Linked DNA regions of Homo sapiens: region 2 is linked to region 1. A link is an interaction called in ENCODE POLR2A ChIA-PET data of the cell type or tissue named here. Cell type or tissue: K562. All regions are shown on one strand.

The links. ChIA-PET counts read pairs that join two places held together with the same protein. Peaks named below come from ENCODE experiments on the same cell type or tissue, not always from the same donor. Only the 100,000 strongest peaks of a DNase experiment are listed, where the experiment ranks them.
Region 2: POLR2A ChIA-PET joins it to region 1 with 7 read pairs; 1 of 35 experiments calls an interaction of 5 or more read pairs at or near these places.

Annotation. Positions count from the first base shown.
Region 1 is chr17:46,964,544-46,968,543 of GRCh38, reverse strand. It overlaps a transcript of LRRC37A2 not described here and a transcript of GOSR2 not described here. Among named protein-coding and RNA genes, the nearest start is that of MIR5089, 6.5 kb to the left of the region's middle. RefSeq lists an enhancer at 2,767-3,061. In K562, no CTCF peak of the experiment used is centred here; no DNase peak of the experiment used is centred here; H3K27me3 peaks cover 1,642 bases.
Region 2 is chr17:47,206,995-47,210,994 of GRCh38, reverse strand. MYL4 (myosin light chain 4) reads right to left here and starts at 1,647. Exons shown (of 7, transcript NM_002476.2): 1 at 1,438-1,647. The coding sequence starts at 1,572. In K562, no CTCF peak of the experiment used is centred here; DNase peaks (open chromatin) are centred at 674, 1,333, 1,684 and 1,934; H3K4me3 peaks cover 2,222 bases.

The DNA of each region.
Region 1 (4,000 bases):
TGATGAGCTTGGCATGGTGCTCTTCCCATGGCAGGGGCTGGGTGGCTGGTGGAGGGTGTTATGATGGTGATGGTCTCTGCTCCAGCGGTCCCCGCATGGAGGGACACCCCAGGCAGGGCTTTAGGATGTAAGCGTGGGAATGAGTCACACATTCAGTGGGTTGGGGCAGAGAAAGGAGGCAGTGCTGAGAGACAGAGTTGGGACATTTTTTCCCTAAAGATTCAGAAACAGGAGGAGATGTTCAGGGGTGTCCACAGTGCGGAGGGAGAGGAAGAGGCTGGGTCTGGAATGGAGGAAGTTGGAGCAGGGAGGTCTCTGGACGCCTCCTTCCCTGTGGTTCCTTACTCAGAGGTATTCACTGAGTGCCTGACTGGTGCAGGGTGCTCTATGGGGCTTGTTGGAGCTGAAGAGAAGGAACAGCAGTGAGGGACATACAAGGGTCTGCACTGGGCCATGCCATATGCCCCAAGCTGAAGAAGGCCCCCATCCCAGGCTGGTCCTCTTCCCAGGGTCCTGATTCTGTAAGAGCATCACCACTGTCATCTTCCCAGCCACCTAGCAGGAAACCCTGTCTGACTCTGCCCACTCCTTCACCAAGCCTGTCGGATTCTGTGTTCACAGTGGCTCTCCCTCTTGGCCACCTCCCTGCTTAAGCTCTTGACATTTTTGCCTGGGCTGTGCTATAGCCCCCAAATGGTCTCTGGGCCCCCTACCCCCCTCTTTATCTTTCCTTCACTGCCACCAAGGTGATTTGCCCAGAACACAGGTGGCACCATGTTGCTTCTCTCCAGTAGCCTGTAGTCAGTCTCTGTTGTCTACAGAACTGTCTGAATGCTTGAGCCAGTTTTCAAGACCTCCTAGGGGCTGTCCTAAACCCTCTGCACCGGCCCATTTCCCAGTATTTCTCTCCATGCACCTGTGATCCAGCCCCCATGCTGTACCCAGAGAACACTGCAGAGTTCACACTCCATGCCTCTGTTCCTGCTGCTCTGCTTCCCCCAAAATGCCTCTCTCCTTCTCTTCGCCCTTTGAGAACTACTTACCCTCCAAGACCAAGCTCAAGTACAACCTCACCCATGAAACAGAATTATAATCACTTCTCACATATCCCCTCCATACTATCTTCGTATATCTTGGTAATGACAGCTAATGTTGATTGAGCCCTTCTATGTGTTAGCCTCTGTTCATGTATTAACTCTCCTGTTACCATTTTTACTTTACATTTGAGGAAACTGAAGCCCAGCAAGGGTAAGAGACTTGTTTGAGGTTGTGCAGCCAATAAGTGGCAGAGCTGGGATCCAAACCCAGGCAGACTGGTGTCTGAGCTCACACTCCAAACCAGGAGGTAACACGGCCACAGTGCATGGCACATGCCTCGCTCTGCATCCTGTTATGGTTAGGTTCTCATGTCCGTCTTCCCCACTACACTTCCCCTGAGGACCAGAACTGTCTTCCCTGTGTTTGTATTTCCCACACAATTCACTGCGGGAAGGCCACAAACCTTTGTTGGACACACAGCCCTGCTTTCAAGGGACTTCACACATCACAGAAATCAAAGACATTTAATCAAATAAGCAAAACACAAGGAAGAAGGTGAGCATTTTCTCTAGCCAGATTCAAATAAAATTTCATGAAAATGATTTCCCTTTAAGGTGCTAATTAGCATAATGGCCATTTAGAGAGGGCTCTTCACATGCCAGGAATGGTGTGAAGCACTTTTCATAATTCTGATTTTTCTCATCGGCCACATCAAATAATTCTTGCAAGGCAGGTGCTATTGTCATCTCCACTTAATGAAACAAGGCACAAATTGCTCAAGTCACTGATCTGAAATCACAGCTAATAGTTGATAGAACCAGAGTTCAAATCCAAGCCTGAGTTCAAAAGGTATTTGGAGGTCAGGGTGGTGGCTCATACCTATAATCCCAGCACTTCGGGAGGCTGATGCAGGAGGATCTCTTGAGCTCAGGAGTTCGGGTCCATTCTGGGCAACATGGTGAGACCTTGTCTCTGCAAAAAATACAAAAAATTAATCGGGTGTGGTGGGGTGCACCTGTAGTTCCAACTACCCTGGAGGCTGAGATGGGAGGATTGCTTAAGCCCAGCAGGTCAAGGCTGTGCCACTAAATAAGTCACAAGGACCAGGTATCTGAGGGCCTTGAAGAGGTGTGAGGAGGTCACACAATGGGCCATGATCGTGCCACTGCACTGCACCCTGGGCAACACAGCAAGACCCTGTCTCAAAAAAAGTGGTCTGAGAAGGTACATAGCTAGTACATTTCATACTCTCAATTACATTTTTTAAATGAAGCCATGCCTTGATTTTTCTGTCTCATTATTTGAGATGTTGATGGAACATTTTTGTGAGCACTTCTTACTCTGTGGTGATCCCTCAATCACGAAATAGTACTACTGCTACTGGTGACGATGATGAAGAAGATGAGGAGGAGAGAAATGATCCATCGTTAGACATATTATAAGTAGATTAGTAGATGGTTATTTATAGACATTAAAAGTGGAGAAAGAAAGAGAAGGTTAGGTCAAGATGGTGGGCTAAATACTCCAGCCCTGCATCATTATAAACAGCAGGACATATTAAAGAAAAGTCATAGCAGCCAGGCACAGTGGCTCACGTCTGTAATCCCAGCACTTTGGGAGGCCAAGGCAAGAGGATCACTTGAGACCAGGAGTTCAAGACCAACCTGGGCAACATAATGAGACCCCGCCTCTACAAAAAAAAAAAAAATACAAAAATTAGCTGGGCATGGTGCTGTGTGCCGGTAGTCCCATTTACTCAGGAGGCTAAGGTGGGAGGATCAATTGAGCCCAGGAGGTCGAGGCTGCAGCGTGCCGTGATCACACCAGTGCACTCCAGCCTAGGTGACAAAGTGAACTGTGTCTCAGAAAAAAAAGAAAGAGAAGGCATAGCATTGCTGGAAAACAGAAGGGGTGCCCTGGGTGGAGCAGAAACCACGAGGATTTCCTGGAAATTGGATGGCAGATTAGGTCACGTTGAGGGGGAAGCCCACAGTCCACAGATCAGACAAGCAAGGTCCAACACAAAAGCTGGGAACTGCTCCAGGGTGCCCCAATCTGGGGCACAGTGGACAGGGAAGCAGGAGCCCTGGGGTGCCACAGAAGTCATAGTCAGAAGGACCAGCTTTCTCTCTCCTTGTCCCAGCACTTCTTGTCAGCACAGGCAACACTCAGGCTTTGTCATGAGCAGGGCACCAGGGAGGATGCAGAAAAGGAGAAATCATTTGTACCCATGGGAGGTTGAGATGCACTAGCTGTAAAGACTGGGACAGGTTTGCAATTGCAGTGAGAAGGCAGAGCTGCCCCCAGAGACATCCTTCCACTATGCCCTGGGCCCTGCCCACCCGAGAACATGCCTTGTTATTCCTCTGGCTGCAGACTAGGATAATGAGATACTCCACTTCTAAAAATGTGATTTTATATTAATGTTTCTGGGATACATGTCTGGGCCATCACACATGTACTTACCGGAGGGTGAAAAACTCCAGTGAATTGCCATGGAGATGAAACCTGGAATGAGGTTGCCATGGTAACTAAATTGTTTCTGAAAGGCCACATCACCTTGGAAAGTAGGAAGCTCCTGTCAAAGCCTTGCAGTTAGAGGCCAAATCACAGACCTTCCCATCAGGGCCGGGTGCTCTTTCCATTTCTTTGATTTCTCCTTTTTTCTTTTCTTGTCATTTCCAAGGACAGGTAATTTTAATTTTGGAGCCCTTAATCAAGGTCTGGCTGTGCCACTAATAAGTCATGGACACCAGGTATCTGAGGGCCTTGAAGAGGTGTGAGGAAGTAGGCTGTCAGCTCCCATCTCTGGCTCTCTACTGACTTGTTGTGTGACCTTGGACAAGTCACTTCTCTCTTGTCCTGGGTCTCCTCCCATCCAAATCGAGGAGGCTGGACTAGATGGTCTCTGAGATCTTTCCCATGTTTTTTTCTCTCTCCCATGGCACTCTGTCTTGCTGGA
Region 2 (4,000 bases), 240 kb before region 1:
CAGACACCAGGGACAAGGCCTGGCAACCCACCCAAAGGCACAGTGCTTTATGGGAACAAATCAGAAATAAAGGCGAGGAGGGATCCTGAAGGGTGAAATAGTCAGCTTTTCCTGCCAGGCTCAGCTTGTAAATGGAGTGATGTATGACCTAGAAAACCTGCAGGTGTTTTCAGGGTCCTACAGTAGCCTCAGTTTCCCCAGAGTGAGCCATAACCAAGCTCAGAAAAGGGACAATTGCCTCCATCTCTTGGCTAAGCAGTTCCTGTCCCTTGCGGGGACTGGGTCTTTGGCATAATACTTGTAGGGTTATCCCGGCTGTGGGTATGAGAGGAATTCTCAGAGGGCAGGGAGGTCATACAATTAGAGCTCTGGGTTTTAATTTCCCTGCCTGCTTGTCACAGAACCTTGTCCTGTGCTCTTATTTTGACCTGATCCCTCACCACCCCCAGCCCTGTCCTAAGGCTGAGATCCCTGGGGGCTCAGCACTCCCAACCTGTTATTAATAGCTCTTCATACCAGTAGCCACTTGACCTTTTCCACTCTGGTGCCAAGGCTTAAAACTGCTCCTCTTCAGAGGTCTCTGGCCCCCTCCCTCTTCAGCCCACCCCTCTCCCACCAGTTCCATTCCTTCAGCAGCTGGGCCAGAGAGCTGGGAGGTCTAAAATGACTGAGTCAGCATGCAGGGCCCACACCAGCTCCAGGGAGAGGAATGTTTTGTGTGAGGAGAGCAGGGTGGGGCAAAGGAACCAGGCCCAGCTTCCTGACCCGGTTGGAGAGAGGGTCTCAGCCCAGGGTGGGCCAGTCCTCTGCATGCTACAGATAGGAACCCAGGCTAAGGCCACAGAAGGAAAGGCCCGTCTGGGTAAGGAAAGAGAGAGAGGAATCCGGGCTCCTCTTACCTTAACCACAACCTCCTTCCCACCCTGCCCTCACCTGCCGTAAGAGTGTTTGTGAGTGAAGCCTTTCCCAAACTGCCATGCACAGGGAGGATATTCCCTGACTGTTTATATCACTTACTCCAAGTTACACTGGCAGCTGCCATGATCTGTCTGTTCTCCATAAAGATATCCCACTACCTCCTAGGAAAAGGCTAGTCTGTTTTACTTTGCTATGGTGGTCCTCATAATGCCTTATAAAAGGGTGGATGGATGGTTGGTTGTACCTCCCCCCATTCCCAACTTAGCTGCACAAATCTAGGGTAGCAGGACAGGGCTCCCTCAAAGCAGCACCTCATTCTTGACGGAAAAGGTTTATGACTCAATCTCCCCCTCATCAGCCCCAACACCCACTCCACTGCCCCATGGGACTGCGATCTGGGGCATGGACACCCTAGTCCTCATCCCAGTCCAGCCCACATAAAGTAGATCGCTAAGCTCCAGAGCAAAAGGACTCTCAATGTCATCCCCACCTCTATCCCAATGGCTGAGCCTCACTTACCTTTACACTCTTGGGGTCAAAGGCAGGTTCCTTGGGAGCCTCAGGAGCTGGGGCAGGGGCTGGTGCAGGGGCTGGAGCTGGAGCTGGAGCTGGCTTGGCTGCCTCCTTCTTAGGCTCAGGCTTCTTGGGAGCCATGTTGTCTTGTTGGGATCTTTGGCAGAGGAGTGATCTAAGAAGAAACCGAGAGACGTGGCGTCTGGGAGATGAGATAGGAGCCTGGGCTGCCTCCCTTCCCTTTTATCCTGGGCAGGAGCCCCCACAGAGGGGCTGGGTGAAAGCAAGAGCAACTGCTGCTGACTATAAAAGGAAGAAACGCCAGCAGGGTACAGCTGACAACTGTGTATTGTCACCAGGTTTGGGGCCACCAGCCCCCTCCCCTTCATGCCACAGCTCTCTCTTCACCTCTAGGACAGGCTGATCCCTTCTTGCCAATTGGTGGAAACCCAGAAGGACCAGGGAAACAGACCTTCTCAAATATGCCGGAGCAGCCAGAGAGATGAGCTGACTTGAGCAGTTGATAAGCCTCACACAAAGCCCAGGGGAGGGTGAGGCTTTTTTTAGCCCCTCCCGAGCAGAGGCAGCCCACTGCACATTCCTTCTAAGCCAAGATCCTTTAAGCTGAGAGCCACTCTGGGCCCTCAGCTCTGCCTAGAGGCCCAACTCTCCAGGCATGGAGCTCTGAAGCAACAGCTGGTCCAGCCAACCCACACTGCCCCACACCCTCCCAACTCACAGGATGAAAGCCTCCATTTTCCAGAGCAGGCATCCCAGGAACTCCACAGACCTCAGATCCCTAGATCTACCCCCTTACACACAACCTCAGTCATTCATTCAACAAGTAGTGAGCACTGAACCCATGCCTAGGCACCTAGGAGAGAAGCAGAGAGATGTGGTAGAAAGTCGAGGAGACTGAGGGTCAGAAAACTTGGGGTTTAGTTTTCACTTTACCTCTAACTCATTCTGTGCTCTGTGTGTGTGTGTGTGTGTGTGTGTGTGTGTGTGTGTGTAGTGCTTACTACTATCAGTACCAGGAACTGTTAAGTGCTATTCATATAAAATCTCATTAAATCTTCACCATGATCCTATAAGGTAGATACTATTTTGTTTGTTTGTTTGTTTTAACAGAAACAAGGTATCGCTCTGTTGCTCAGGTTGCAGTGCAGTGGTGCAATCACAGCTCACTGCAGCCTCGTCTTTCCTGGCTCAAGCGATTCTCCCACCTCAGCCTTCCGAGTAGCTGGGACTACAGGTGCACACCAGCACACTTGGCTAATTTTGGGGGAGTTTTTTTGTTTTTTGTTTTTCAGTAGAGATGAGGTCTTGCTAAATTGCCCAGGTTGGTCTTGAACTCCTGAGCTCAAGGGATCCACTAGCCTCGGTCTTCCAAAGGGCTGGGATTATAGGCATAAGCCGCCACGCCAGGCCAGGTAGATACTATTATTATTTTCACTTTACACATGGGGAGATTGAGACTAAAACTGGATGAACAACTTGGCCAAGGTCACTCAAATAATTAGCTATAAGCTGGGATTAGATGTAGATATGTCTGAGTCTAAAGCCTATGCTTGAATAATGTATATGATAATCCAGTTGTCGGGGAGAGACATACAAGTTTCTGCATTTATTGGAGGAGTCAGGATGGATACACGCTGAACTGTTAACAGAGACACCTCTGGGGACCTAGGGGGTAAGGGTGGGAGGATAACAGCAATTTGCAGTTTTTTACTTTTTTCACTTCCTGTATTAATGGAAATTTTTATAACGAGCATTTACTGTTTATGTAAAAAAAACTTTGAAAGTCAACAAAATAATTCAGAAAAATAACAACAAAAAAGCTTATGTATCCACTACACAAAACTGCTTTGTGCTGAATCTTTAGACTCTACAGTTCAGAGGAAAAGAGGAATAAAGCTGAGAGAGGCAAAAAAATCACTTCGCCTTTCTAGGCCCAGTTTCCTCACCTGTAAAGCAAGATTGCTAGACTACAGAATCCTGGTTGCTGTTAGCTCCTAAGCCTGCAATTCTGGGTGCCCTGGAGCCCACATCTGCCCATTTCCCAGCTCTCTAACTACAGGTTCCATGCCCCAGATCATTGCCTTCAGAGCCAGAAGGACCCTTAGAGATCATCTGGCCCCATGCTGTTTTACAGGCAAGGAATCTAAGGTCCAGGGAAACGTTGAAGTTGCCTCAAGACATTCAGCTACTTATAGGCAGAGCTGGGCCAACTAATTCTGTTTCCTGGGGTGCAGTGCTCTCTGTAGCACACTGCTCTTCACTGCTCCTCCTGTAGCCTATACACGCTCACTGGTGGTGACAGAGAAGCCCTCAAAGGAAACGGGCAGGAAAAAGGGCCAGGACTTGCTCAAGGGAATACTAGAACGAGACCAGGGCCCAGATTCTAGCCCAGCCCTGGTCCTGAGCTGGGATGGTGGCTCCTTTGCTCTGTGCACCTCACCTCCTCCCCTCATCTTCTGCCTCACCTCTCTTCCTTGCCGGCTACCAAACTTGATTCCTTGTACCTTCGCTCGCACTCTTCTATAATCCCTGTCAGTCCTCTCCTTGA